Linked DNA regions of Homo sapiens: all the other regions are linked to region 5. A link is a loop called in an ENCODE intact Hi-C map of the cell type or tissue named here. Cell type or tissue: B cell. All regions are shown on one strand. Each heading gives the region's core, and the rest is flanking DNA. Links, peaks and the distances in the headings are about the cores only. Region 1 has its middle 80 kb from the start of FBXO4. Region 2 overlaps GHR (growth hormone receptor). Region 3 overlaps CCDC152 (coiled-coil domain containing 152). Region 4 has its middle 120 kb from the start of LINC02996. Region 5 overlaps OXCT1 (3-oxoacid CoA-transferase 1).

Region 1 (5,000 bases), core at 1-5,000, 150 kb after region 5:
CTATATCTATCTATATTATCTATATCTATCTATATTATCTATGTCTTCAATGTTGCCTTCACGTGTACTCCAATAAGTGCGTGAGACATAGTGGTGTTCAACAAATCCTTGAAAAACTAAATAAATGAATAGGCTCAGATAATATAAATTTTTCTTCAATTTCAGTATACTCATGCCCTGGTGCTTAGAAGCAAACTTGCTGAGATGTTATCACCATCACCTTTTGTTTATATTTTGCATTTTGGCTTATAAAGCACATTTAGATTGTATTTCTATAATGGCACAATATATGTTGGGCATGTATTTTGTGATTCCAGTTTTACATATTATAATTGGATATGTTTTTGTAACGTAACCTGCTTAGAAACATTTTCATAAGTTATGTATTTACCCATTTTACCCTCAGAACGATTTAACGAGATAGATTATACAATCACAAAGTCTTTTCAAAGGAGAAAAAATGAACTAAGTAACTTTAAGCAACTCAGACAATAATAGAATTAGATAAGTTGTGGAGTTGAGGCAAAAATAGAGATTTAACACTTCACTTTGTCTTGAGTTACATGCTTATCTTGGGATCACCTCTTGTGTGATGAAGGATGCAGTGTTGTAATTGGCCAGACCTGACACATAAGACTTACCATGGAATTTTTTAACTACAGACACTTAAGAATGAAGGAGGGAAGAGCTATTCAAATGAAAATGTGGTACTGTTTTCAGAAGAGGAATTGAATGTTGGCTTGGTAAAAATGATAGATGAACATCGTACCATCTAGCTAGCTTATTACCACAGATGCCTGTAATTTGGCTTTCTGTATTTATTTATTTATTTATTTTTTAAATTACACTTTAAGTTCTAGGGTACATGTGCACAACGTGCAGGTATGTTACATATGTATACATGTGCCATGTTGGTGTGGTGCACCCATTAATTCTTCATTTACATTAGGTATTTCTCCTAATGCTATCCCTCCCCCTCCCCCCACCCCACAACAGGCCCCAGTGTGTGATGTTCCCCACCCTGTGTCCAAGTGTTCTCATTGTTCAATTCCCACCTATGAGTGAGAACATGTTGTGTTTGGTTTTCTGTCCTTGCTAGTTCAACCATTGTGGAAGACAGTGTGGTGATTCCTCAAGGATCTAGAACTAGAAATACCATGTGACCCAGCGATCCCATTACTGGGTATATACCCAAAGAATTATAAATCATGCTGTTATAAAGACACATGTGCACGTATATTTATTGCGGCAATATTCACAAGAGGAAAGACTTGGAACTAACCCAAATGTCCATCAATGATAGACTGGATTAAGAAAATGTGGCACATATACACCGTGGAATATTATGCAGCCATGAAAAAGGATGAGTTCATGTCCTTTGTAGGGACATGGATGAAGCTGAAAACCATCATTCTGAGCAAACTATCACAAGGTTTTCTGTATTTCTGTAGACACCTCCTTGTAAAATCATTTATTCCAAGTTATTTTATCACCCATTTCCTTCCTCCAATGTCCCATACACATACTTCTGCATTTGGAAACAGTCTTACCTATTGAAACTTTTTTTAACTTAAGAATTATATTGTAATATCTTTGGCAAATTTAACTTTCACAACCATTAAATTTGTTGATTTTAAATTAAGAAACAAAAGATCAAAATAATATGTGTGAGAGAAAGTGGGTAATTTTCTTAAGGTGAAGAGTAGAAGTACAAAGGTGGGTATATTCGAGAGGTAAAAAAAGTCTATTTAAGAGATCTAGAATCCTAAAATAATGTATGTAATACTCAATCGATTAATGAACAAAAATAGCAGAAATGTTTAAATACATAGGACCATAGAATAATACATGTAAGTTTAAAAATCATTAGGACTGGAAAAAAATTATTTGGTTTTGAAAAGTTGGTCACTTGTGCAGATTCAAAGCTCTTTCCTCTCTGACATATAGGCTGTCTTTTCTATTTCAGATAAAAATGAATTAGAATTGAGTAGGAATAACCATAAGCACACAGTCTTGATTCCAGTTCAATTTCTGCTACAAGGATAAAAAAAACAAACCACAAGAAGTTTCTACGCTTCAAATTCTTCTTCTGTAGAATGGGCGGTGGTGAGGTAGGGTGGTGAGTTAGGGTCAACTTACATTCGACTCTACAATTCTTAGTGATGCTTTTGAATTTACAGTTGGAATGGACACTAAAACCATGTTTTTCATCCTCTTCATCTTATAGATGTGGAAACTGAGGGACGGAGGCATTGATTGATTGATCTAAATGAACACATAGCTGGTTATTTTCAACACTGGTTAGCAAATTGCCTGAAACAATTGATGAAAACTTGCTGCAGGGGGGTGGGTAATATAATGCTTCTCTCTCACCTCATCATCTCCAAACTTTCAGCCATTCATGTTCCATGTTATTTTATTCTAAATAAAACATCTTGGAAGAGGAAGGCAAAGTAGAGAAGAGAAGATACAGCCGGAGAACCTGAGGGTTGCTGGAGAGGACTCATCTTCTGATGTAATATAACAGTGAAGCTCTTTCTAAGAAATTGAAACAGAGTTTTACCTTGTTCTCCCTTGTTCAAAGTTCAAATTATAAACTTTATTTGCTTCATAAGTATACTTTGTGATGGCTATACGTGCACAGTTCTTAGGAGGGATTTTGAACTGCACTCTAATGCAGTGCTTCCAACTTGGCTTATCTTGAAAGCTAATTGAAGTGAAAGACTATAAAAACATTTACAAACCATTTTCAGATTTCTGAAGGTGTTTAAAATGAAGATTTATATTTTTCCTTTCTCCACAAGTTCCTAACTCAGCTGATATTCTCTAATCACTGAAGAAATCTCTCTTCTCATTCTGAGTCCTCCATCTGAACTTTTATTGCATATTGGCTACTTTTCAGAGAATAATGCTCTTAACTGTTGGGATTATTTTGCTTGAATATATTTTTGGCATTATTTCATTCTGAGGAAGAGGGTTTCCTCCATGCTTTATTCCAGCTGTACAGAAGTTGATCAAATCTGTGCTGTATCACCCCTTCCTTACCAGTAGGGGGCAACTGAGAATTTTTAACCAAGTCTTTTAAACTCATTTCTATTTAAAAGAAGCCACAGTGGTCAAGTTCTATTTGTTTTTGACCTCCTCTTCTATCACCCAAGCAAACTTTTTAGATTTCCTCTTTAAAAAAACCAGTGACCCGCTATTGCCTATCAGTAACTTTTCAACCCCTTAGCCTGGATCCTAAGGCCCCCTGTGACCTAACATTTACTGATGAAGCCCTGCCTCTCTTCCCCTCTTTCCATATTGAGTGCTATCATGTAACTAGTGTTCCCAAATGTTTGGCTCTTTTGTATTTATGCACCTCAAAAATATATTGACATATGTTGACATATTTTTGAGGTGCACAGATACAAAAGCTTAGCTTAGCCTAAGCTGAAAGCACTGCCTGAGTTTTCATAAAATCAGTTTCACGAAATTACAGTTCAATTACTACATTTCTATCATCTCACTAGTCAAGAAATACTGACATTTCCTCTTAATATCAGTAAATAATTTTTAAAAACCAGAAGTTCTTCATGGAAATGCTAACCAAAAGTTTATTTTCTATTATCTTAAAGGAGAAAAACTGTAATGTGTTTTATATCATGCCAAGGACCCCTAATTAATTTCTAAAATGCTGCTACAATATATCAAAGTACCTACCTATAAGCAAGAATTATGTTAGGCTACAAATAGTTAAACCAAACAGCAGTTACTTTACATAAAATAATATATGTAACATACTATGATCTAAACACCTTGGCAACATGGAGTGGGAAATAGTATATAGCAATAAGTAAATTTCCTTTAAAAGTACAGCGAAAAATTACATTTAAAAAGTCAATTTTTTGTCTAAACTGTTACTCATCAAGTAATGTGTAAATATGAAGTTTGAAGAAAGTTGAGAAGGAAGAAAGGAAGAAGGGTCTTAATAGCCTTTGTTTGACACTGGTTGTGGAAAGTATTGCTGGGGGCAAATTGGGTAGTAATAGAGAAATTTTAGGCAAACCATCAGTTTCAGAGTAATTAATTGTGATTCTCCTTCACTTTGGTTCTGTTGAAGATACACAAAGAAATGCTTTGCAGAATATAGCCAAGGCTTTAAGATAAAACATTTGCAAAATGGAGCTTTGCCTACATTCCTAAGGTTCATGCTGATATATATATATATATATATATATATATATGTATATACACACACATACATACATATATATACATGACATATATACATAAACATGATATATATCAATATTATATATATCTATATATTTTTGGGAGGGATACAATACTTATTATGTGTTGAACTGCCTCCCTTCACCCAAATTCTTATGTTGAAGTCCTAAGCCTCACTACTACCTCAGGATGTGATCTTATTTGGAAATTTACTTGCAGATCTTTACAGAAGTAATCAAGTTAAAGTGAGGTCATTAAGGTGGGCCCTAATCTGATGTTACTGATGTCTTTATAAAAAAAGGACATTTGGACACAGAGTGAGGCCCTGTCTCTAAAAAAATAGTATGAAACAATGTATATTGTACTTTTTATGAATGATTTATGATATTTTCATTTTTATCATATTTTTACTGCCTATGAATTGACTTTAGATTCTTAACCTCTTTTGAGATGTAAAGATCTGCAAATAATTTGTATTAAAAGTAATTTAAAAAGTATTAGCCATCTTCTAAGACGTGTAAATTTGCAAACTACTCAGGGGCAGAAATACATATTCTTTCTATTTCTTAGACACAGTATTTAATAACTACTAACTACATATTATCCGTAGATAAGTGTTACTCCTGAGGGAGAAAACTTTTCTATTGCAAACACTCCTTGATTAATCTGAGTACCCAGTCCCTTGCTTAATCTCTGTAGCTTTCACAGGTTGGACAATTCCAATAGTTCTAATGCAACATTCACTTTCACCTAGAGCTAATAAACGTTTGATTCTTAGGTGATCC
Region 2 (5,000 bases), core at 1-5,000, 730 kb after region 5:
GGAAAGAGCTATGGAAAACTGCCCCATTTGTTCCTCATCTGAGTATACCCAAAAGTTGATCTTTAATATTTTATATGAGTCTCCTAGGTTCTAAATGTTAGAAACTAATTAAAAATAAATTGAAACTAAACTAAATATCTTTGTGATCTCTCTGGCTAGAAGCCTCAGGACCAGTCCTCACTGTTTACTGATGAGGAAGCCGAGGCCCAGAGAATTAAACGATGTAGCCAAGATTTCAAGCAGTTACTGTCAGAGGTAGGACCAAGACACACAACCTCCTTCTCTAGTGTGTTTTTCTCAATCGGTTGGCATTTAACAGCAAGTGTTTTAGTTGAAAAAATTTATTTGAAAATCTGTTTGAAACATGACAAAATAGGAAATACCTGCTTATTCCCTCACTGCAGAGTGGTCCTCAGCAGAAAGAAGATTTTGAAGTTTATGAATTATGTTCAGACAAGACCCTTATAAAATCACTCTCCTCTCTCCAGTGGCAGAAGCGTGGCCCCTGACTCCTCACCCACCTTCATTCATCTTTCGTATTCCTTGAAAATTACCACTGAGTATTTTCCTTCTGCTTCCTGCAGCACCAGCAGAAAAGATGAGGATGCGTCTCTTGATTGCCATTACAAATCTCTTTCTTATGCTTGTTTCCATTCTTATTCTGCACATAACTTGGACTTGGCCATCATTCTTAGAGCTCCTCTAAATTGTTTGATTAAAAGATTGTTTATAAGTCCAGAGTCAGAACGGAATTGAAAAGGCACTGCACATTATGATGGAGAGGAATAAACTCCAGTCAAAAGTCATGGCTTCTGGACTCACCACCCTAAGGCAGCCTCACTGGAACTTGCTTTTCCAACTGTCAGTGGAGTTTTAGAATTTTCCTACTTGCAAGCTTGTTGTGAGGATTAAACGGTTAAGAGAGATTGTGTCTGTTATGGAATTGTGAAAACTGTAAGTTGCAGTCCACACTGTAGAAATCTTAGTTACCTCTGCCCTTTCTTTCTCTAGAGACAGGTTGCTAGTGGAATAGACAAGTTTGCCATTAATTTGAAGGTTGCATTAAGCATATATTATGTTAGTGAAGTTGGTCTTCTGAAAGTTGGAAGGGACCTCAGAGGTCCTGTATTAGACCAACTGTGGCTGTTCCTTAGAATAAGCTGGAAGTTTTCTGAAAAATACAAATTCTGAAGCCTCATACATAGAGATTCTGATGTGGAAGATCTGGAATTGATGGCAGCAGCGGCCCATCTGGAGCCGCTGCTGTGAAGATGCCGGCTGTAGTGGGGGAGGTGCGGCTGTGGTTGTGCCCTCCACAGAGCTGCCAGGTGGGAAGCCTGACCCTTCTGAGTTGGCAGGTCTGAAGCCCAGTGCTCTTCAGGCACAGTTGCAGCTGCCCATCTGTGCCTCTAGACCTGGGCATCCCCGTGCTCTCGGGGGCCCAGGAAGCACCCCCTGCTCCTGCAGGCTTGGAAGTGCCTGCTATCACTCCCTGGCCTCTCCCTGCACCTGCACCCAGCACCCGCTCCGGGGTGAAGCAAAGTCATGGCCAAGCCTGGATGCTGTCATGACCTGGTCAGGTGTGCACACACTCGGAGCAGTGCTGACACACCAGCCCCCTGGCACATAGGCACTCTCTGGACTTTGGACACCAACCAGCATGGGAGGGAGACTGAGAGGGCACTAAGGGGTGGTTCAGCGCAGGCCTGCAGGCGCCCCTTGGCATGAACAGCCTGGGTGCTGTGGATGACATGTAGATGGTGGCAGAAGGCAGACAGGCTCCTGGGCAGAAAGAGGCCAGTCCCCAGTGAAGCTCCACCTTCAAGCCAGGGATGGCCGGAAGCCTTGTGGCTGAGCTATCAGTTCCAGGTGGAGTCCTTGGCTGGGAGTGAGAACTTATGGTGCTTTATCCAGGCCTTCCCATAGCCACCCATGGACCAATAAGCACACCCTTCCTCCCTTCTGATCTCATAAAATCCCTGGACTTATCCAAACTCGGGCAGATGTCGGGATGACCTGCCTATGGATAAGAGCTACCCACTTCAGGTCTCCTGAGAACTGTACTGTCACTCAGTAAAGTATTTCTTCACCTTGCTCACCTTCCAGTTGTCTGTGTATCTCATTCTTCCTGGATGTGGGACAAGAACTCAGGACCCACTTAATAGCAGGACTGAAAGAGCTGTAACACGAACAGGGCTGAGACATGCCTTCCCTGCCCACCACATTGTAGGTGACAAGAACAGAAGAGCTACAGCCCTTTGGGGAGCCCAGACCTGTGTGACACCCTCTTTGGGGGCTCTGCGGTTTCTGTCATCTCCATGCTCCCAGGCGTCACCACATTCCCCTCGTCCAGATGCAGTTGCCCACGGTGGAAGCCATTTGCGTACATCAGATGCAGCCGCAGGCTTGCATGGAGCTGGTGCCTGTGCTGGTGCCTGGAGCTGCTCACCCCACCACGGCAGCTGGTGTACCTGGCTGTACACAGTGGCTGAACCCCATGCTTACCCACTCACGTATCCCTCATTGCTCCACGCCTGGCTTGCCCTTGGCAGGCATGGGGTCCAGGCTGGTAGCGCAACCCGAGCATAGCCTACCAGGCCGTTGGCAGAACAAGCCCATTGGGCCCGAGCAAAACTTGGGCAAATGTGCCACCAGCCACAAAAAGGAAACACAAAAGTTTCCAGCTGGAAAAGCAAGACCTGAAGAATCCTGCAACAGAATGATGCTCTGGAGTGTTTTCTGTGTTAGGTGTGCTTGTTTGTTTGACTAAACCTCCAAACATGAGTCTGAAGATTAACCAGTTTGGGAAGCCTTGCTTCAGCTTTCTACTGACATTAAACTCCTTCTCCTCTCCCATTTCTGTCTTCACTTAGAAATGGAAACCCACTAATTACTCAAGATCTTACCTTTTCCATTCAGTCAACTAGGCCCTTGCACCCCCATTACTTTGCGTTCCACCTTGACAATTGCTATTGCCAAACATCGGCATTAATCTATTTTGACATCTTCTTTCCACCTGCTGCCCTCTAGTGGAAGTGCTGACAAGCAGCAAAATATTTAACTGGGAACAGCAGGAAAGTGACCAGTTTGAGCTGGCCAGTTCACACAAGTCAGCGCAGGTCCCCAGCATGATGTCTACAGACTACAGCTATGCCAGAAATCGTTAGGATGGCCTCCAGCTGTTTGGACACTATTTGCACACAAGTTACATTTAGAGCAGAACTTTGTAAAGACCCTGGCATTTATTCAAGGGCTTTTTAAAGGTTTCAAAAATCTACCTGGAAAACATTACCCTTGGGATATTTTTGTTTCTTTGTCCCTCATTTTCTTCTTTTGTCATTTACCCAAATTCTTCTTCTTGCAAAAGAAGGTGGTTCTTTCCTGCCTTCCCTAACCTTTGAATTTTCCAAATCTTGCAAAAAATAAAGATATATATATCTTTAAATAAAGATATATATATATATATATAAATTCTTACAGTTTAGAAGCTTCCAGTCACCAGGTGAAAGGAATTCACATGAACTGAAAATTGACAATGTAAAGGACACTGTGTTCTCCTACTGTTCCTCCAAGTCTCTTTGCGGTCCGTTAGTAGTCTTCTTTTTTCCAGGAGACACTGAAGTTAAGAGAGTTTAAGAAGATTGTAGTATGTCACAAAGCAAGTGGAAAAGCTAGCACTAGAACTCAGGTCTGGCTGATGGAAAACCCTTATGTATTTTTTTTAATGTGCTTCTTTGGTGTTTAGTGATTATTTAGTCTTCCGTGAAGTAATAAATAATAACTTGCATGGTAAATGTTATTAAGGCTCGAGGTACTAAATTTATAGCAAAAGTCATTCAGCTTTTTTTTAAATGAATGTTTAATAATCAGTGTGTCTCTGCATAATCTCCAATTACTCCTTTTAGCAGAGGAACATGGCAGGAATGCAGGTAAGTTTGGGTGGGAGGAAAAGACAGCAAAAGCCACAGCACTGATGCAAAGTTGAGACTAGATTTCACAGGGCAGATGCCGTATACTCCCTCAAGCTTTGAAGAAACTAAATAGTTATCTATGTTAACCAATAGGGCAGAACTCGTACTCCAAACACCGACATAAACCGTGTGTGTGTTTTGTGTATGTGTGTGTCTTCCCCCACAGCATTCTGCACAATTATTAACCCTTTTTGTGTAGTGGTTTTTCATAATTTTATCCTTGATTGTTAATATCATGGTAAGTGATGTGTTATAAATATATTTTTCCTTAAGTATCATAAACAATCTAAGATTTCATTTGGCTGATTTTTCTTTTCTTAGTATTGCATATCATTATTGCTGTTAGAACACTCATACAGATTATTCAGCTTCTTAACTAGAATGTATACACACACACACACACACACACACACACACGTGCATGTACAGAACTGCCTTCTTTCTCTTTGATGGTAGAAAATACAGCTCTCTATAGTAAGCAAATTTGCTTTCAGTCTCAGACATACCCTTCATTCTCTGCATGACTGGTAAAGAGCGGAAAGAGTAATACTTAGGATCTGGATTCCAGTTCCCTGTTCTCTGACCATTTAAAAATTTTGTTACCTTGGCCAGGTAAATACAGTTCTATGAACGTCAGTTGTGCCTCAATTGAGCAGGCTTGTCCAAAGGATTCCTCAAGGATGAGGTATCCTTTCAGCTGTATGAGCTGAACCTTGATTTGTGCAATAGTTTAAGCCCCTGAATAGTCAGATAAAAATCATGTTAATTAAAATTAAATAGCTATTGGTAGGATCTGGTTTTCCACTGGCTTGCATGAATGATGTTTTGCCCTCCTTTCTGATACTCAGCTCAGAGGATTCCTTCCATTGGGTTTTCTTTCTTGTAGTTTTTCTGGTTCATAAATAGCCTATAGACAAACACTAAACTGTTACAGGTAAAAGGACCCTAGATTAAGCCTTTTATAAAACAAATAGTCCTGTGTAAATAATGACATCTTATTTTATGTGTGTGAATTTGAGTTTTAGGATG
Region 3 (6,692 bases), core at 1,045-6,044, 910 kb after region 5:
AAAATTAATAAACTTTTTGGAGCAGTTTTAGGTTTACAGAAAAAAATTGAGTGAAAGTACAGAGAGTTTCCGTATACTCTCTCACCCCACCACTTCCCTATTACTAATATCTTGCATTAGTATGGTACATTTGTTACAGCAGATGTGCCAATTGATCCACTATTATTAACTAAATTTCGACCAGGCATGGTGGCTCACACCTGTAATCCCAGCACTTTTGGAGGCCGAGGAGGGTGGATCACGAGGTCAGGAGTTCAAGACCAGACTGGCCAAGATGGTGAAACCCCGTCTCTACTAAAAATACAAAAATTAGCCGGGCATGGTGGCAGGCGCCTGTAATCCCAGTTACTCGGGAGATTGAGGGAGGAGACTTGCTTGTATATTCAAACATTTGAAGAAGAAATAATACCAATCCTACTCAAACTGTTCTGAAAAACAGAGGAGGAGGAGGAGGGAATACTTCCACACTCATTCTACAAGGCTGATATTACCCTGATACCAAAATCAGACAAAGACACATAAAAAAAAATAACTACAGGCTAATATCTCTGATGAATACTGATGTAAAAATCCTCAAAGTACTAGCAAACCAAATTCAACAATACATTAGAAAGATCTTTCATCATGACCAAGTGGGATTCATCCCTTGGATGCAAGGATGCTTCAACATATGCAAATCAACCAATGTGTTACATCATATCAACAGAATGAAGGCTAAAAATTATATGACCATTTCAATTGATGCTGAAAAAGGATTTGATAAAATTCAACATTCCTTCATGATAAAAACCCTCAAAAAACTGAGATAGAAGAAACATAACTCAACATAATAAAAGCAATATATGACAGACCCAAAGCTAGTACCATACTGAATGGGGAAAAACTGAAAGCCTCTCCTCTAAGATCTGGAACATGACAAGAATGTCCACTGTCACCACTGTTATTCAACATAGTACTGGAAGTCCTAGCTAGAGCAATCAGACAAGAGAAAGATATAAAGGGCATCCAAATTGGAAAGGAAGAAGTCAAATTATTCTTGTTTGCAGATGATATGGACTTACATTTGGAAAAACCTAAAGACTCAACAAGAAAACTATTAGAATAAACAACTTCAGTAGAGTTGCAGAATACAAAATCAACATACAAAACTCTGTAACATTTTTATATGCCAACAGTGAACAACCTAAAATAGAAATTTAAAAAGTAATCCCATTTACAATAGCTACAAATAAAATTGAATACCTAGGAATTAACCAACAAGTGAAAGATCTCTATAATGAAAACTGTAAAACACTGATGAAAGAAATTGAAGAGGACACCAAAAAATGGAAAAATATTCCATGTTCTTGGATTGGAAGAATCAATATTGTTACAATCCCCGTACTACTCAAAGGAATCTACAGATTCAATGCAATGCCTATCAAAATACCAGTGACATTCTTCAAAGAAATAGAAAAAACAATCTGAAAATTTGTATTGAACCACAAAAGACCCAGAATAGCCAAAGCTGTCCTAAGCAAATGAAAAAAACTGGAGGAATCATATTACCTGACTTCAAATTATACTACAGAGCTACAGTAAGCAAAACAGTATGATACTGGCATAAAAACAGACACATAGACCAATGTAATAGAATAGAGAACCCATGAACAAATCCACACATCTATAGTGAGCTCATTTTTGACAAAGGTGCCAAGAACATACACTGGGGAAAAGACAGTCTTCAATAACTGGTGCTGGGAAAACTGGATATTCATATGCAGAAGAATGAAACTAGATTCCTGTCTCTCACCATATACAAAAATAAAATCAAAATGGATTAAAAACTTAAATCTAAGACTTCAAACTATGAAACTGTTACAAGAAGACATCAGGGAGATTCTCCAGGACATTGGTCTGGGCAAAGATTTATTGAGCAATAACCCACAAGCACAAGCAACCAAAGCAAACACAGACAAATGGGATCACATCAAGTTTAAAAGCTTCTGCACAGCACAGGATACAATTAACAAAGTGAAGAGACAACCCACAGAATGGGAAAAAATATTTGCAAACTACCCCTCTGACAAGGGATTAATAACTAGAATATGTAAGGAGCTCAAACACCCCTATAGGAAAAAAATCTAATAATCCAATCCAAAAATGGGCAAAAGATTTGAATAGACATTTCTCAGAAGAAGACATACAAATGGTAAACAGGCATATGAAAAGGTGCTCAACATCATTGATCATCAGAGAAATGCAAATCAAAACTATAATGAAATCTCATCTCATCCCAGTTACAATGGCTTATATCCAAAAGACAGGCAATAACAAATGCTGGTGAGGATGTGGAGAGAAGGGAACCCTCGTACACTGTTGATGGGAAGGGAAATTAGTACAATCACTATGAAGAACAGCCTGGAGGCTCTTTGAAAAAATGAAAATAGAGCTACCATAGGACCCAGCAATCCCACTGCTGGGTATATACACAGAAGAAAGGAAATCAGTATGTTAAAGAGAGATCTGCACTCTTTGTTGCAGCACTGATTACAATAGCCAAGATTTGGAAGAAACCTAAGTGTTCATCAACAGATGAATGAATAAAGAAAATGTGGTACTTATACACAATGTAGTATTATTCAACCATAAAAATGAATGAGATCCTGCCATTTGCAACAACATAGATGGAAGTGGAGATCATTATGTTAAGTGAAATAAGCCAGGCACAGAAAGACAAACATCATATGTTCTCATTTATGGGATCTAAAAGTCAAAACAATTAAACTCATGGACATAGAGAGTAGAAGGATGGTTACCAGAGGCTGGGAAGGGTAGTGGGGGGCTGGAAGGGAGGTGGGGTTGGTTAATGAGTATAAAAAAATAGAAAGAATGAATAAGACCTACTATTCGTTAGCACAGTAAGGTGACTACAGTCAATAATAACTTAATTGTACATTTTAAAGTAACTTAAAGAGTGTAACTGGATTGTTTATAACTCAGTTGATAAATGCTTGAGGGGATAGATACGCCATTCTCCATGATGTGCTTATTTCACATTGCATGCCTTTATCAAAACATCTCATGTACCCCATAAATATATACACCTACTATGTAACCACAAAAATTATTTTTAAGAAATACAATTTTATTTGTTCTAAATCTAATGTCCTTTCTGCTGGATAGTACTTAGCAAAAAGCATAAGTTGTCATAAGAATGACAACTTATGGAGCCAAGTGTGTAATAATTCACTTAGGAAGGAGGGGCAAACTACACATGATCAAATTTATTCAACAACAAAGAATGATATATGGACATTTTATTTTCTGCATTTGATGCCAGACAGATAAATAATTTATTTGCCAGTTAAAGATAGTAATAATATTAGTATTGAGAATCAAGTACTGCAGGAAACTCTTTACATGTATAATTGCTTTTAATATTTGCAACTATTGTATGAAATACATATTAATATTCATATTTTTGGTTAATCTTAGAGCCCACATTTGAGCTCAAAATGATTATTGATTTACTAAATTATACAGTATAAGAAATAGCTTAATATTCTGACCTCTGGTTTTTAGGAAGAATTTAATAGGCCAGCATTTTCAACTTACACAGTAAAGTCCAACAACAACAACAACAACAAACAGTGTGGATTAAATTTTGCAAAGAGAATTAAAAGCCATTGTTCAAAATTAGTGAATGGTATTCTCGTGAAGAATTTATCTATGCTCCATTGTAGAAAAATGTGGTGAGAGAGCCACCTTGTGTTTAAGTTTTGAAAATACACATTTTTGAAACATTCAGTTGCAGGGTTCTGTTCTCAATTTACGGATTACTGAAGTAACTTCAGCTACTATATTCTATGAATCACTGGATTCATTATTCTAAAAGGCACAAAGACAAGTGATGGCAGAGTCTGTCTATGCCTCTTTAATTTTTGAATTCTATCAGTTAGCACAGTGACACTCATGAAGCAGATTCTCAGCTAATTTCTGTCAAATGTAATTTAACCGTTATTCTCTTACTGGGAAATAGCAGGATAGAGAAAATGGAGGATGAGGGGAACTTTGAGTAGATGGTGGGGATGGTAGGGAGAGCAGGGAGGAGTGAAGAGCCACAATAGCACCTTATAGCATCACAAAGCTTTAAACTTCTGCAAAATACTCTCATTTCTATCAGCATAGTTGAAAAAGTACATGAGACTGAGTGCAGAATCTCTAATTAAAAGGTGAAAAGTTTTGAATTCTCCCTTCACAGTATTGGTTCTTTCATTCAGTCGACAAAACATATGTTATTTTCATACCAGAGATTCCCTACTTACCCCTTATCTGCTTCAGCTTACTGTGATATTACCTATCAACCCAATAATCACTGAACAAATATTTGTGGATTGCCTACTATGGACCACAAGTGTCCTAAACAGTAGGAATCAATAGTAAGCAAAACAAAACAGTCTCTGCTGTTGTAGCCCTAATAGCCAAGTGGATTTCTAAAGTAATGAAATTACCACTACTATTGCTGTCCATCTTGGCTGTTGCTGGTGGCTACCAATATTATAGTCAAGGCTTGAATGCGCATGTCAAGGCTCTAATATTTGCAATGAAACTTCTATCTTCTATTATGTCAGCAGCCATTGGCAGCACAGTTGCTGAAGCCTTGGAACACTACTTACTGAGTTTTTACTCCTTTTATTGCTAATCTCTTGGTCTAAGACTCAAGCCTAAGTACTAAGAGGATAGACTGGAAGATAGAGTAAGAAAAGCATTGTCTTATACCACACAATTGTACCACACATTGTCTTATACCAAAACAATATAATTTGACTCCCTTTCCTTAGGATGTTCTTTCCTGGAAGATTTGCATGGACATACTTCTTATAGTTCCCCAGATATATGCAGGTGTGCCTTACTACTTAGGGCAGAGATTGCTTAGGCACATGGTAGGACCCATACTATTCTGTGCTTTAGGAAAGTCATTACCAAGTTTTGAAATTCATTTGGCTTAATGAGTGAGTTAAAAGTAAAGGCTCACACCTATAGTCCCAGCATTTTAGGAGACCAAGGGGGGTGGATCACCTGAGGCAGGTGGATTACTTGAGGTCAGGAGTTCGAGACCGCATGGCCAACATGGTGAAACGCCGTCTCTACAAAAATATACAAAAACTAGCCAGACATGGTGACGCGTGCCTGTGATCCCAGCTGCTCAGGAGGCTGAGGCAGGAGAATTACTTGAGCCTGGGAGGCGGAGGTTGCGTGAGCCGACATCGTGCCACTGCACTTCAGCCTGGACGACAGGGCAAGACTCTGTCTCAAAAAAAAAAAAAATTATATTTTTCCTTTATATAATTTTATTTAAGGTGCTTGGCTGCTTTATTAATATCTTGTAATTTCAAATTAAATATTATTATTATTATTTTTAGAGACAGGGTCTTGCTCTGTCACTCAGGCTGGAGTGCAATGGCATGAGCATAGCCCCCTGCAGCCTTGAACTCTTGGGTTCAAGTGATCCTCCTGCCTCAGCCTCTTGAGTCAATAGGACTACAAGGCACACATCACCATGCCTGGCTTAAATATTATTTTATTTTAATAATTTCAACTGAGAGAATAATTCCAAAATGAAAGCAAGGGATTTTAAAATAAATTTATCTTTTATATTTCAGAATGTGCTACTCTTCATAATATAATAAAAGGGCTACAACAGACCATTGAATATCAACAGAATTTGAAAGGTAAGTTAGAAAAAAAAGTAAAATCTAAAAAAGCATTGTGTATTTGAGCACCTTTAAAAATAGGAAGTTTTTACATGGTTGATAATAAATTTCAATTTGTCAGCTAAAAGAGGACTCCTTACTACTTAAAAATACTTTCCTAGATGATTATGAAATAAGAAATGTTATCCTGAACAGAACAATTCAGTCATGTTCTATCTGATAGTGACATAAAGGGATGTTTTACATAGGTCATATAGTTATTACCTTCAAAAATTTAGAACTCTATTTATTCTCAGTAGCATTCTTGGTCTTTAATAATCTTGTGTTCAGTTTTGAAGAGTGGATATTACTAGTTAAACCATAATTTTTTATTTAAACCACAGTGATAGTTTACCATTTAATTTTTTTGTCATAGACTAAGACTATATTTGTGCAAGTGAAGTCAACACATTCAGCTTATCTTATCTGTAACAATCATGTTAATCAAACAGGCCTACCATTCACAAAACAGACCAAGTATTTTGTGCTGTTCTGACTCAGCTGTGATGGCTGTGAGATTTTCTTCTACTATATCAGAGATTAGACTAAATTGCCTTAAAGGCCCCTTCCACATAAAACTCACATCAAATAAGCATTTCTCATCTTAGACCTCTGCCTTTATTTTAAAACAAGCACCTTATATATGTGAGATAAAATATTGATCTTATATGTGATTCCTGTAATTTGGAGTGTTAAAAAGGGGCACTCATGCTCCTATTTCAATGCCAGGGCTCAAAACAACTTTTCCCTTCCTTGTGACTAAAATACCACACCCAGCTGGGTTCTCTATTCTGTTCCATAATCTACATGTCTTTTTTTTTTTAACAGTGCTGTACTGTTCTGATTATTGTAGCTCTATAATATATTTTGAAATTAGGTAGTGCAGTGGCTCCAGGTTTGTTCTTTTTACTCAAGATTGCTTGGGCTATTTGAGGTCTTTTGTGTTTCCATATGGAT
Region 4 (6,692 bases), core at 714-5,713, 200 kb after region 5:
AGTATAGAAATTTTTAGCAGTCAAAGAAGGAAGCAGTATGGTGACTGCTAATTAGGCTACATGACAGACATTTTCCATAATTTGAAAGAGTTAAATCTATAGTGCCATGTTTTTGCAAAAATATATTTAAAACACATGATAAAATAAAAATGTATGATCAAAAATTATATCGGCTAAAGTGTATTGAAATTAGCATTTAAAATTTTTTTTCCAACTCTTTTTGAGTGTGTCAATTCAAATAATTTGCTTCTACGTAAAAAAGTAAAAGTACAATTAAGAGTCATTTTATAGTCTTGATAAGTCCATCTGAGCATACTTTACAGAATTGGAAAATGTATATTGCTGTCATGGTGTGTAACTATTTCATTTGCAACTCAAGTGGCTTCTAATTCTTCTTTTTTAATGATACTGTTAAAAATAATTTTTGTTGATAGATCAGTGTGATAGTTAACTAATACAATTAGTATGTGACTTTTACCATGTAACTTGAAAGCAGTTCAAATAATTGAGTGACATTGGTACACAAAATTCCTTTCATTTCCATCTATATAATTTCTCAGCACTTATGTCTATAAAAATGAATAATAGAAATGAAATGTCTGTTCAACTCTAGCTCATTCTAGAAATGGCTAATATTTAACTATAATGAACCAATTGTAAAAAACAGCCACATCCACAGACTTACGTTTTTTAAATAAAATTTTACTTTTCTATGTTTAAAATTATCAGTATTTATAATTTTGTTATATAACTAATTTTTTACTAATAATTAAACTGGTAATTGAATCTAGAGGAAATATTTTAACACAGCCTTATAGTCTAAAATTAAAAAAAATATTTTGATATATATAATATGTGTGTGTGTGTGTATGTCTGTGTGTAGATTTTTGTGCCAAAGAAGATAGATTAACAAAAGAATTTCAAATATGAAAGTAGATTTGATTTGGGTAAAATTCTACAGGCAAAGTTAATAGAAATACAAGGTACAAGCAGAAAAGGGAGCATTGTAAAATTTTTGACTCTTATAAAAGAGCTAATTCAAATATTAAAACTGACAATGATATTTATATCTTTTTTGGATATATTTAAAAGAAAGATTTAACAGTTTTATTTACATGTCAATATTTGAACATACCAGAAATTATACTGTTTGCAATTATTTAAGCTTATGATAAAACATCTTAGTTGGTAAGTTAAAAATGTGCAGAGGTACAGTTTGCCAAAATTCTTTGTGCTAGTATAGGAGTAAGAAAAATACTGGAGACCATTCTCCTGTGATATTTCTTAGTATAGCCTTTATATGTAAATACATGCTAAACTCCCTTAACTTCACTGCAGTAAGAAAACTGAAATAAAATAAAATCTTAAGAAAACCTCACTGGTTACAGTAAACCTGAAAAGGATTTCCATTTCTTATCATTGACCACGAAACCAAGCAAGAGCAGTCTGGTATTCTGTAATTTGAAACAAAATGTTCTGAGGCTAAAATTGAATGATACGAATTTTCTCATTGTTTCATAAATAATATAATAACAGAGTTAAAACTTAAAAGTAGCAAATGAGTAAATACAGAAAAACTTGAAAATGATTCAACATATTAATTTGATAATTCATTTTTCTTTTCAAAGGGTGTGTGTACTAATGATTATGACTATCTATTACATATATAATATAATTTTAGTGTTTGTTTTTGTTTCTTTTGCTAAGAAAGTAGTTCCTGGTTTGTGTTAAGGAATTAAATATAAAAATTTCAAAGTGCTGTACAAAGATTATAATATTTTGAAGAGTCTCATGATGTCGCTGCCATTTGAACACATTTGAGAACCATTAAGATGGATCATTGTTTGTAAACTACTAAATAATCTGAAGAAACCAGCTAGTTTTATTTGGCACATAAAAATGACTGGGCTATTTTTTATATGCGCAATACATTTAATTTCTAAAGTAACGCACATTTCTTTATTAAAATTATTATATAATATATGCTACTTCTTCTCCAGAAGGACTTAATCTCCAAATATGGTTCTTATTTTCTTAAGTAATTACAAAGACCACGCAGGATGAAAGGTTGGATTTTCAAGGACCTCAATAAACAGTGGTATATGGAATAAAGATTTCATAATAAGGAAGAATTATTAAGAATATTTCCCACTTATTAATAAAATAACAGAACTTTATGTCCCCTTAACATGTGCATTTTAGTCCTGCATATGAATCAATAATTTTGTTTAAAACTTTATGTCTATTGACAAGGGTTCCTGACAAGCTGGCTTTTTCTATTAGCCTATTCCAGGAAGCATCTCTTTTCAACTACATTAGAGTATCTTTAAAGTTGATTAAATGTATTGGCTGGATATAGCTTTCTATTGAAGATGAGAGTGATTTGAAATCACTTAAGAAAAAGATTGCTTATAGAATTTATGGAAACATCCCAAGTACACCAATTTTTACTTTCTTATATTAATTCTTGTTGAAGAGTTTTCTTCTTTGAGCTACCAATTCAGTGTTTTTTTTTTTCCTTAACAATATGTTAGACAAGAGATGGATTCACATGGATCTCTTATTTCTTCTCAGTCCAAGTTCTACACATGAGAAAATTTTGAAACCCCCTTTTTTTTTTTGAGACGGAGTCTTGCTGTCACCCAGGCTGGAGTGCAGTGGCGCTAATTCAGCTCACTGCAACCTCCTCCTCCCAGATTCAAGTTATTCTCCTGCGTCAGCCTCTCAAGTAGCTGTAAATGCCTTTATTTTAAGGAAGAACATGTTTAAAGGTCCAATCTTAAAGGGGTTGATCAATTTTTATGTATGTATATACCCATGTAACTACCACTAAGATCAAGAGACAGGACTTTCTTAGCTCCTCACGAGGTGTTCTTCCCAGTCAGCCCTGCGCCCGAGCTGCCCACCTCTCTGTGTTCTATGACCATCCATGAGGTTTACATCTTGCTGAACTTCATAAATGTTATCATGCAGAATGTCATCCTTGTGTCTGTCTTCTTTCACTTTACATATTGGCTGTATGCAGAGGCTATTTCATCTATTTAAGGCAAATACAGGCTATTTAACACGAGAAATTAAAAAGAAGGTTTTTGTTTTTTTATTTCGTCTCTGATAAAAAAAAAGATCTCCTATTTCTCACCCCCCTTGCCTCTAGCAACAACCATTCTACTCCCTGCTTCTATGAGTTTGACTATTTTAGATACTTAATATAAGAGGAATCATGCAGTATTTGTCTCTATGACTGGCTTACTTTACACAGCGTAATGTCCTCAAAGTTCATTCATGCTGCTGTGTATTATAGAATTTCCTTGTTTTTAAAGGCTGAAGATTATTTCACTGCGTTTATATACCACATTTTCTTTATTCATTCATCTGTTGATGGACATGTAGGTTGTTTTCACATCTTGATTATTGCGAATAATGGTGCTGCAATGAACAAAGGACAGGCATAAAATTTTAGTTATGCAAGATGAATAAGCTCAAGACGTTTACTGTGAAACATTGTACCTATAGTCAACAATAATGTACACTTAAATATTTGCTAAGAGAGTATATCTCATGTTAAGTGTTCTTACTAAGAAATTAATCAATGTGATAATCCCCTTGACAAGATTCTGGTGATTCCTTTAAGGCCTACCTCCCAGAGGAGTTTACCTGCAGTGTGGGAGTTTGTGCCAAATTCAACCCCTTCTGGGCACAGGGTAGCATGTCCATGTCTGCCACCTTGTGGTTAGATGGGGCCACTGACAGCGGAAATTAACCTGTCATTTTTGAGCTGGAGCATTTAGTTGATGGTGGGTGACCATCCAGAGATCTCTTGCTCTCTGCCAGGGTGACAAGCATGTTCTAGAAAGGCGCTGCTGCATTAGCCTGAGGGCGGAATAAATGGATGGTACATAGCAAACCTACCAGTTGACAGACGTTCATGTGAAAAGAAAGAAACCATTGTCGTTTTAAGCTGCTAGGATTTGGTGGTCCTTTGTTATCAAAGCATAACAGTGTATGCTGATAGATTCCGAGGGTGAGATGTAAAATTTGAGTAGGAATCACAGGAAGTGATGAACTCATTATTTTTAACTGTGGTGGTGTAGATGTCAGGAAAAGCTTCACAGAGTTTCTGGTTTTTAAGCTAAATCTTGAGGTTGTGAGCAGTTTTGTACATTTTTTTTTAAGGAAAACAAGCATTAAGTTTGACATGTGCTTTAATATTAGCAATATAACACATTTAAGTTTCCAAAAATTTTCTTATATTGAGTAAGATAATAGACTATTTTTCAAAGAAAACATCCATGAGAACTCCTAGCTTTGACTTAAATTATTTTTATTGTAATAATGCTAAAATATATATTAATTTTTTATATCTATTATGGTTATAGCTCACATATTGCTTTAAATTTGAAGCAAATTTAACATGTCATACTTTAATAAAAAGTTTTCAAAAATTTCTAACAAACTTGGGGGGTTCTAATGAGAGTTCCTTAAGATATAATAAATAATAATTTTTTTTTTGAGACAGAGTCTCACACGGTGGCCCAGGCTGTAGTGCAGTGGCACGATCTCTGCTCACTGCAACTTCCGCCTCCTGGGTTCAAGCAATTCTCCTGCCTCAGCCTCCCGAGCAGCTGAGATTAGTAGCCACCATGCCCGGCTAATTTTTTGTATTTTTATTAGAGACGGAGTTTCACCATGTTGGCCAGGCTGGTCTCGAACTCCTGACCTCGTGATCTGCCTGCCTCAGCCTCCCAAAGTGCTGGGATTATAGGCGTGAGCCACCATGCCCAGCCATAAATAATAATATTCTATATTCTGGTTAAATTTAAAGTTATTTTTACTAAAAGTCTTTAACAAAGTACTTTGGTAAATTGATACCAATGGAAACTCCAAAATTAACAACATTCAAATTAATTTGGCATGACAAATGATGTTTTAATTAATTGCTAAAATTTAGTTTAATGTTATAAAAATATGCTTGGATAGTTTCTATTTTACTTGTGGTTAACTTGAATCCTTAAATTTGATTATTATGGACCATCATCTGAGTCACTAACACCGTTGATATTTTTTTCTTTTAAACACTACACAATTTTAAAATGACTCTAGCATCATTTCAATGAGCCAGTCAATTCAATGCTGTACTCCATATTATAATGTCAAAATAATTTAACAATCTATAACAAAATATTCTTCATATTCTCATTACTACACTTGCTGCTACTGAATGCTTCAAGTTCGTACCTGCAGAGCTAGAATCAGTGTGGTATATCTGTTCTCAATGAATATATGGATTGATTACCATAATGTCAGTCTTTCTGAGTAGAGCTTGCTTATGCTACTGTGTGCCCTCTCATCACTCAATTCCCCTTTGCTCAGTTCTACTCATGTCTCCTTGAAGTACTCTGAAAACATTGTTTTCACATTTGTCAAATATTTATTAACACATGAAGGTTGCCTCTGTTTTTTACCCATTAACTCAAGATAATTAAAATAAAAACAACACATGATCCTGATACATTTTATTGTTTTAAAATGGAAAATTAAAGCCTAAATTTATCCAATAATAAGCAAAAATTTTATTTTATGAAAATACCTTCCAAATAACTTAATACTGCGAAAGCATAGTGTAGCCTTTATACCTAGGAACATATTTCAATATGAGTGCAAAGTCAAATTTGGAATGTTTATTACCATTTTCACAATTAGGACAATGTCTACTATTGAAAAACTTCTAAGGTCTGAAATTCCAATCATATGAATTACGTATTTAGTCACACTGGTAGCTTTGTTTTTTTGTCCTTCATTGCTAAGCAACCAAAAAACGTGGTTAGATAACCTGAAGAGTATAGTATAAACCTGTTTGGGTTTGTTTTGTTGAAATCATGCCTAGAAAATTGCATTTGTGAACAAAATAATTATATTTGCAACTTAATTAGTACTTCACATATGTCAGGAACTTTATGTGTATTATTTTATTTAACCCTCACAACAGTTCAGACAACCTCACTTTAATATATTAAAGTCAGATTATAGATCAACTACTTAAAGTCAGATTATAGATCGACTACTTATAAGATAATTTATATTTAGAAGTATTTAACAAGCCTTTGAAAAATTGGTTGAGCAATCGAGGGGTTGCTATATTGTGCTACCATGCTTTCTTTCTAAACTCAGGCACTCATTTTGATATGAGAGCAGGCCAGGGAAGTGCTAGGTACAGAAGGGCCGAATCCCTGGAGAGGGCTCCACCCTTGGGCCTGTGCCCACAGACCTAAGTGAGAACAGACACTTCTCTTTTCACACCCGAATGTTGCGTTTTCCAAGACCACTCTGGCCTGCGACACCCCCCATCCAGTGCCCATGTAAACCTGAGACTTTATCAGGCACACACACAAGCAGTTGAACATCGAGACCAGTAGACCAGCATACCAGAGGCAGCAGAACGAATTGGCAGAGAAAGAGAGAAAAGGAGGGATGTTGGGACATTGAGGGGAGTTTGGCCAGGGGTGGTCGGGGCCTTTGGGCGATTCGACTCCAGGGGGAGACCACCTTCCCACTCCATCCCCCGTTCTGGCTCCCACCCATCTCGCAGAGCTCTACCTCCACCATTCAGCAAAACCTTGCACTCATCCTTCAAGCCTGTGTGTTCCAATTCTTTTGGGACACTGGGCAAGAGATCGGGATACAGAAGCCTGTCA
Region 5 (6,692 bases), core at 650-5,649:
ACCAGATAAGTACTGTCGTTCAAATTCTGCATTTTCTCCCACATATGAAGAGACCATGCGTTTTATCTGCTTGGACCGAAGCAAAAGCCCCAAACCAAAATTGTCAACCCTAGAAGGAAAATGAAGGGAGCTTACCAAAGAGCATCTGACAGAACACTATTACATCTTTTTAAAGAGATAAAACTTTGTTAATTTAAAGAAAAATAAATCCTTTCTTATAGGCATTTGATCCACATTCTTAGTCTCCCATAACCCCAAAACTTTTGCAAGGTAGCTATCCTTTTATTTTACAGTTGAGGAAACTAAAAGTCAAGAAGTTTAAGTTATTTTTTTGTGGGAGCGGGGCATGCACAGGGCAAGGTCTTGGGCAGTAAGGGACATACAGCCAATATTCACACCCATGTCAACCCTACAGTTTTACCCCGCACCTTTTGTTATTTTCACGGCTGCAGAGTGATTCTGAGTTAGAAGATAAGCAAAGAGATGAATTGGTTCTTGTCCTATGCTTTGAAGGAACACATAAATGCAGTGACAATATACTGACCCAAAATGAAGATTTGGATGGAGAAGCTCTTTCACTTCTAAAAAGGAGAGAGGGGCATTCTGGTATTTAAAAGAGAGATTAACATGCTCATTGAAATGTGGACCCAAATTATAAATAGCTATGAACATTTTCCCTATATCATAAATCTTTTGCTCAAGAAGATTTACACATTCTTAACAAAAACAAGCAAAAAAAAAATTAATCACAAGCCAGTGAAGAGTGTTAAGTGGAAACAATAATCCTGTATCTGTTAAATTATATATACTATAGTTTAATATCTTTATTATTTTAAAGCTGGCGCTCAATTTATTCTTAGAAATGGTATACACAGTGTTGACTTTATTTTTTCATTGGGTGAAGGTCTCCAGGTTTATGCCTTTCTTTATTTCTATTATTTTTCAAAGCAAAATATGCCTAGAATTTAAAGCAAAGTCAATGTAACAAGATAGATAACTGAATGAATTATTTTTCCATTTCAGTCACCTTAAAGACTGAAGATCATCTTCCATTCAAGAGTCAGAAATATTTTAACCAACTAGAGAAATAAAACATTTCTAAGATAAGAATACTTGACCTTAAGCTTTTTTTAATGGTGAAATTTTTTAATGACAAAATTTTTTTTTAATGGTGAAATATTTTTAATGGCGAAATATCTTTTAATGGCGAAATATTTTTTAATGGTGAAATTGTTTTAATGGGGAAGTATTTTTCGTAGCAAAACACTTTTAATGGCAAAAAGTATGATGAGACACCACCACAAACATGAAGGGATGGCTAAAAAAGAAAAAAATACCAAGTCTCGACAAAGATGTGAAACAATCAGAACTCTCATATGTGCCAAGGGGAATTTAAACTGAAATGACCACCTTGGAAAAACTGTTAGTACCTACTAATGTTCAATATATCCATATGCTATGGGTCAGCAATTCCATTCTGGGTCTATAACCAACAGAAATGCATACTTAGGTTCATCACAAGACATGTGCAAGAAAATTCATAGCAGCACTGTTCATTATGGCCAAAATTGGAGCCTCCCAAATGCTCATCAGCAAAATAGATAATTGTGGCATACTACATAATGAAGTGGGGTATAGCAGTGAGAATGACTCATCTATAACCATCAGTAACAATGGTTGAATCTCACAGAATAATGTTGAGCTAAAGCCAGACACAAGATTATACTCTGAAATATTCCTTTAATATGATGTTCAAAATCAGACAAAACAAATCTATGAGAATCAAAAGTAAGGCTAACGATTAATATTGGTAGTGGGAGAAGAGAACAGCGACTGGAAGGAGCAGGAAGAGGGCTTCCTGGGGTACTGGTCATGTTCCATTTATCTATCTGGGCATTGATGACATGGGTGTGCAGCTTGTAAAACTCCATCAAACTGTATTTATGAGATGTTCACTTTTCTATATTACTCCATACTATGCTTCAAGAAAGCCTTTTAAGAGACAGAAATGTAGTGATAAGGACCAGAGTGCTTCCTAGAAACAGAAGTTTTTATTTACAATCTCTCCCTCCTAATTCCTTTAGTGCTCTGATGGTTCCTTCCCTACAGAGCTTGTGTCATCTACACAGTTCATTCATCTGAAACTCCGTTACTGAGTGCTTATTCTACCACAGGTTTGTTAATTCATCTAAAACTCCCTTACTGAGTGCTTATTCTATCCCTGTGTCAGGCTCTGGAGCTACAATCATGAATAAGACCTGGTCCTGGGCAGCTTTGAAACTGAGAAAATAAACACGTAACCTATAATTACAACAGAGGGAGAGACATGCTAAGGGAATTAGGCACAAATTGTGATAATTCTGAAAATGGAGAACCCAACTTTTGGGGAGGAGAAAGATAGCAGAAAAAATCTTACAGGAGGTGGCACTTACACAGACATAGGAAAAAAGAAAACATCTCGAGAACAGTGTGTGGGGTGGAGGTGTAGAGAAAAACAGACAGATAGACAGCTTTGCAAAGATGCACTCAGGAAACTACATGTTCAGTGTTCCTGGAGTATGGACTGAGGGCAACAGCATGTGGGAGGGGAGAAGGCAGGACCAGTTGTGATCAGCCTTGTGGGATTTCATCCTGAAAGACAGGAAGTCCCTGTAAAAAGTTTTAAGCGGAAATATAACAGTATGATTAGCTGGAAAGCTTGAAAGATGAAAGGCCGGGATATCAATGAAGAGGCTCGAAGTAGTCCAAACAACCAACAGTGAGAGTCTGAGCAGTGGGAATGGGAATGGAGAAGGGAGAAATCAAGAGGGTCTTTGGGGGAAATAATTCATAAGACTTGTTGCCCATCCTGATGAAGCTGCAGACCCACTCCAGAATTCTGGCTTTGGTGATGGAATATAAAGAAAGTTGGTTGGGGGAAATTAACAAGCACTAGTGACGCCTACTTACTTGATCTGGAAAGGTGTTAAGTATGTGACAAACCACTGACATTTCTCCTGATGCCACCTGTTCTCCCAACTTCATTCCACTCTCCACTCTCATACTCCTCACACCGACAAGTGACCACTCCAGCTCAGCTGATTCCTTCCCAATTCTCAGAATTTCATTTCCAAACCTCTTTCCTACCCCCGGCACTCCTGACACAATGAACACTTCAAAGTGTCTAGGTAACAGGTAACTGTCAACCTCCTACTCAACGTGTTTTGCACCCCTAGCCTTCAAATGCTGAATCTGATAAGATTTCCCATCCACCATGGGTAGAAAAGAAATAGCTGCATGACTTACTCTCACTTGGTTCAAAAGAAAACTAATGCCTAAGTAACATAAGCATTTTCAAGAGTGTACTTTTGAGCTAGAATGCCCGGCAAGTTAAGAATACATTTGTCCACTAGAGGTCACCAGAGGCCTAAGGATTCCGTTGTTCAAGGGCTGTCTTCCCATTACTCTCAATGCACACAATGCCTTCTGAGTTTTTAACCTACTCCTAGTACCTGGCTAGGTCCCCACAATTCTATTCCCCCAAATTCAACTCCACTGCAGCCTTCCCATCTCACCTCATGGCAGGCTCACCTTACAGATCCTCAGCCCAAAACTAACGCAGCGATCTTTGACTTCTCTCACAAACTCCACATTGAATCTATCAGGAAATCCTGATTCCCCCTTCAAAGCCTATTCAAAATCTGGCCATTTCTCACTCTCTCCTTGGTACTCTGCACTATCTTGCCAGGGTACTGCAAACCCTCCCTGCTTCCCCTCCCACACAACATGGCAGCCAAAGCAAGCCATATAAAATGTAAGTCAGAACATATCACTGCTCTTGCTCACACCCTTGTGATGGTACTTTCATTCAGAGTAAAATTAAAGGTCTCCGGAGTGGCCTGCAAGGTCCCATGTGATCAGTTGCCCTTTGATGTCCCCAACCTCACTCCACCCATTCTCCTTTTGGCTCACTTCTCTTCCTCTCCTGGCCTCACCATCCCTCCAACATCTGGACCTCAGATGGCTGCCCTGTAGACTAAATTGAGGGGTCCCCTTGCCCTCTGGCTTCTGATTGGGTTCAGCCACTCTGACCGGGTTCACCCAATGGGAGGCACCATCAAGAGGATGTGGGTGAGGGGAAAATGTTGGGATTTATATTCCTCTGGCTCTCTCCCTGAGAAGTTACAGCCTATTGGATAACCCCCTCCATAAAGCTTTCTTCCAGGTCCTAGTAACAGCTCCCTGCCTTCACTCCTTCAGACCTGGGGCTGGTAACAGCACCCCTCCAATACAAATTCCAGTGTTCTTTATTACTCATTTTTCCCTCATCCCTGACCATTCCACTGAAAAGGCTCCCTTTGGTAAACTCCTCAACCACTCAGAAAATTCAATTACGTTTGATATCATCTACAGCCCAGACTAATAAAGTTGTAATAAAATAATTCATGAAGGTAGATATGATCCATTTTACTTTCTGTAGTTTAAAATATCTGAAACTCCTACAGGCCCATAGTAAAGCCAGAATATAGTTGGACACTGATTGACTTGGGAATTTTTCTAACTACTGTCTTCTGGATCTCTTTGGCTTTTCAACCCATTACCCATTTTAAGTTGGCTCTATTTGGAGATCACATCTCTTTATTCATTTGTTAGCTCTGAGAATCATTGTTTATATGGGCTTTGCTTTGTTTTTAGACTAGTATCCTGGCATAGCAATCAAGCAGTGCATAAGACGCTAGCCCCAGGTGCACTACCTGACCAGTTCTTCAGGTCTTGAAAATGCTGTCAGCTTACAATGAGAGTGTTTCTTGCCACATACTTTACAACCCAAATTTGGCAAGTGTATATCTTACCTATTATCAGACATTGATGATAAAAAATTAGTAAGACAAGTCCCTTACCTATAAAGGCTTACAAGATAAAGAAAAATAGATGTGATCTTTTGCAAATGGGGAACATATCATTTCTAATAGAGACATGTATATTAAACCATCTTATAGCTCTTTAATACTAAAGACAATGCTGATAAGACCTTCAAAAAGATGGGTGCTTTCCTTTAGTAGCCAACATTTTTTAGCATACTAAAGAGAGATGTGATCTTTTTCCTGCATCATAACAAACCTGGGTTTCAAACATTTTGGTGACTAGAAAAAGTCTAAGGCCAAGAATTCATTAATGAGACACATTATTATAAAGCAAAAAGATACCGCATCAGAGACAATGTTCTGGAAATATTTCCATGCTCTGAATCTGAAATTTAATTTGCTGATTTTCTGAAATCTCATTAATTGGCAATTCTTGTCAAAATAAGATAAACAAAAATAAAGTTGGGATCACTTACCAAGTTGTATTTCTTTTGTTTACTTTTCATTTTAGACATACTTAAATCTGGATTAGATAATTATATTTAATATATCAAGAGTACCAAAAACAAAATGCTTCATTTAAATATAAGGCTAATTTATGACATACAGTAATTTCCCCATCCCCCACCCAATCTGCAGTTTCATTTTCTATGTGGTTTCAATTACCCAGTCAACTGCAGTCCACAAATATTAAATGGAAAATTCCAGACATATAAAATTCATAAGTTTTAAGTTTTGCACCATTCTGAGTAACGAGATGAGCTATCATCATCCTACTCCATCCTGCCCGGGGTGTGAATCCTCCCTTTGTCCAGCACATCTACACTGTATATACTACTCTCCTGTTCTTCACTTAGTAGCCATGATGGTGATCAGATAGATTGCTGCAGTCTTTGCTGTGCTTGTGTTCAAGTAGTCCTTATCTTACTTAATAATGGCCCCAAAACACAAGAGTAGTGGTGCAGGCAACTTGGATATGCCAGAAAGAGGTCATAAAGTGCTTCCTTTAAGTGAAAGATCTAAGTAAGAATGAATCTTTTATCCATTAAATTTCAAAGAAAGAGAAAAATATCTGCTAGTTTTGCTGTCATATCTCAAACTGCAAAAGTTATAGCCACAGAGCATAATAAGAGCTTAGTTAAGATGGAAAAGACATTAAATTTGTGGGTGGAAGACAAACAGAAATACATTCCCATTGACAGCAATTGGGTTGAGTATTAGCCATGATTTCAGAACACAGGCCCCTCGAATAAGGGAGGACTTCTGTAGTTACATGAGACAAATGAAATCTTTCATGAGCTGAGCACAGAAGTTCAAGTATACATCCCAGGAATTGGTTAGCCCTTCCCAGACAAAATAACTAAATCCTAGGGAATGTCCATAATCAGCTCATGGCCTACATCTGATTATTAACTCCTTCAGAGCTGCAGCTTCCTCAACAAAGAACAAGGGCACAGCAGAGGGGTCACTGCCTTTATCTTGAGGTTCAAAGTCATTGGTACACAACCAGACATTTTAGAGTGATAGACTGACCATTGGGCTCTCAAAAAACTATTATACCTGACTAGTATAGTAATATATATATATATATATATATGTAATATATATATATATATATACACACACACACACACAAGTAATTATAGGTGTAGGTACATATGTATAATCAGATTTCTCAGCCTTTGTCATAACAGCATCTATTCTGCATCAAGAATTTTATATTGATCTGTAGTATCCCTTATAAGCATAAAGCTATCTGGAAAACTGAAAGTGCTGATAATCAAAAGTATGTATAATCAAGTCAAATTAAAGGGCATAAGATATGTTTAAGAGTTATCGAGTTGTCTT

Evidence for each region. Peaks named below come from ENCODE experiments on the same cell type or tissue, not always from the same donor. Only the 100,000 strongest peaks of a DNase experiment are listed, where the experiment ranks them.
Region 1: a loop joins it to region 5, with 7 times the contacts of the local background. A loop is called at or near these places in 17 of 110 quality-filtered maps.
Region 2: it touches region 5 in a loop (21-fold over the local background); 27 of 110 quality-filtered maps call a loop at or near these places.
Region 3: a loop joins it to region 5, with 16 times the contacts of the local background. A loop is called at or near these places in 78 of 110 quality-filtered maps.
Region 4: a loop joins it to region 5, with 38 times the contacts of the local background. A loop is called at or near these places in 77 of 110 quality-filtered maps.

Annotation. Positions count from the first base shown.
Region 1 is chr5:42,002,692-42,007,691 of GRCh38, forward strand. It overlaps a transcript of FBXO4 not described here. Among named protein-coding and RNA genes, the nearest start is that of FBXO4, 80 kb to the left of the region's middle. In B cell, for the core only: CTCF peaks have their summits at 3,034 (motif pointing right) and 3,233; a DNase peak (open chromatin) is centred at 3,030.
Region 2 is chr5:42,580,429-42,585,428 of GRCh38, forward strand. The region is part of intron 2 of GHR (growth hormone receptor); the gene reads left to right. Among named protein-coding and RNA genes, the nearest start is that of GHR, 160 kb to the left of the region's middle. In B cell, for the core only: CTCF peaks have their summits at 3,016 (motif pointing left) and 3,218; a DNase peak (open chromatin) is centred at 3,023; H3K27me3 peaks cover 426 bases.
Region 3 is chr5:42,763,952-42,770,643 of GRCh38, forward strand. CCDC152 (coiled-coil domain containing 152) reads left to right here. Exons shown (of 9, transcript NM_001134848.2): 4 at 5,646-5,714. Among named protein-coding and RNA genes, the nearest start is that of CCDC152, 10 kb to the left of the region's middle. In B cell, for the core only: CTCF peaks have their summits at 3,742 (motif pointing left) and 3,942; a DNase peak (open chromatin) is centred at 3,750.
Region 4 is chr5:42,053,709-42,060,400 of GRCh38, forward strand. No RefSeq gene overlaps it. Among named protein-coding and RNA genes, the nearest start is that of LINC02996, 120 kb to the right of the region's middle. In B cell, for the core only: CTCF peaks have their summits at 3,728 (motif pointing left) and 3,738 (motif pointing left); a DNase peak (open chromatin) is centred at 3,733.
Region 5 is chr5:41,853,446-41,860,137 of GRCh38, forward strand. OXCT1 (3-oxoacid CoA-transferase 1) reads right to left here. Exons shown (of 17, transcript NM_000436.4): 4 at 1-109. Among named protein-coding and RNA genes, the nearest start is that of OXCT1-AS1, 13 kb to the right of the region's middle. In B cell, for the core only: CTCF peaks have their summits at 3,387 (motif pointing right) and 3,594; a DNase peak (open chromatin) is centred at 3,396; H3K27ac peaks cover 321 bases.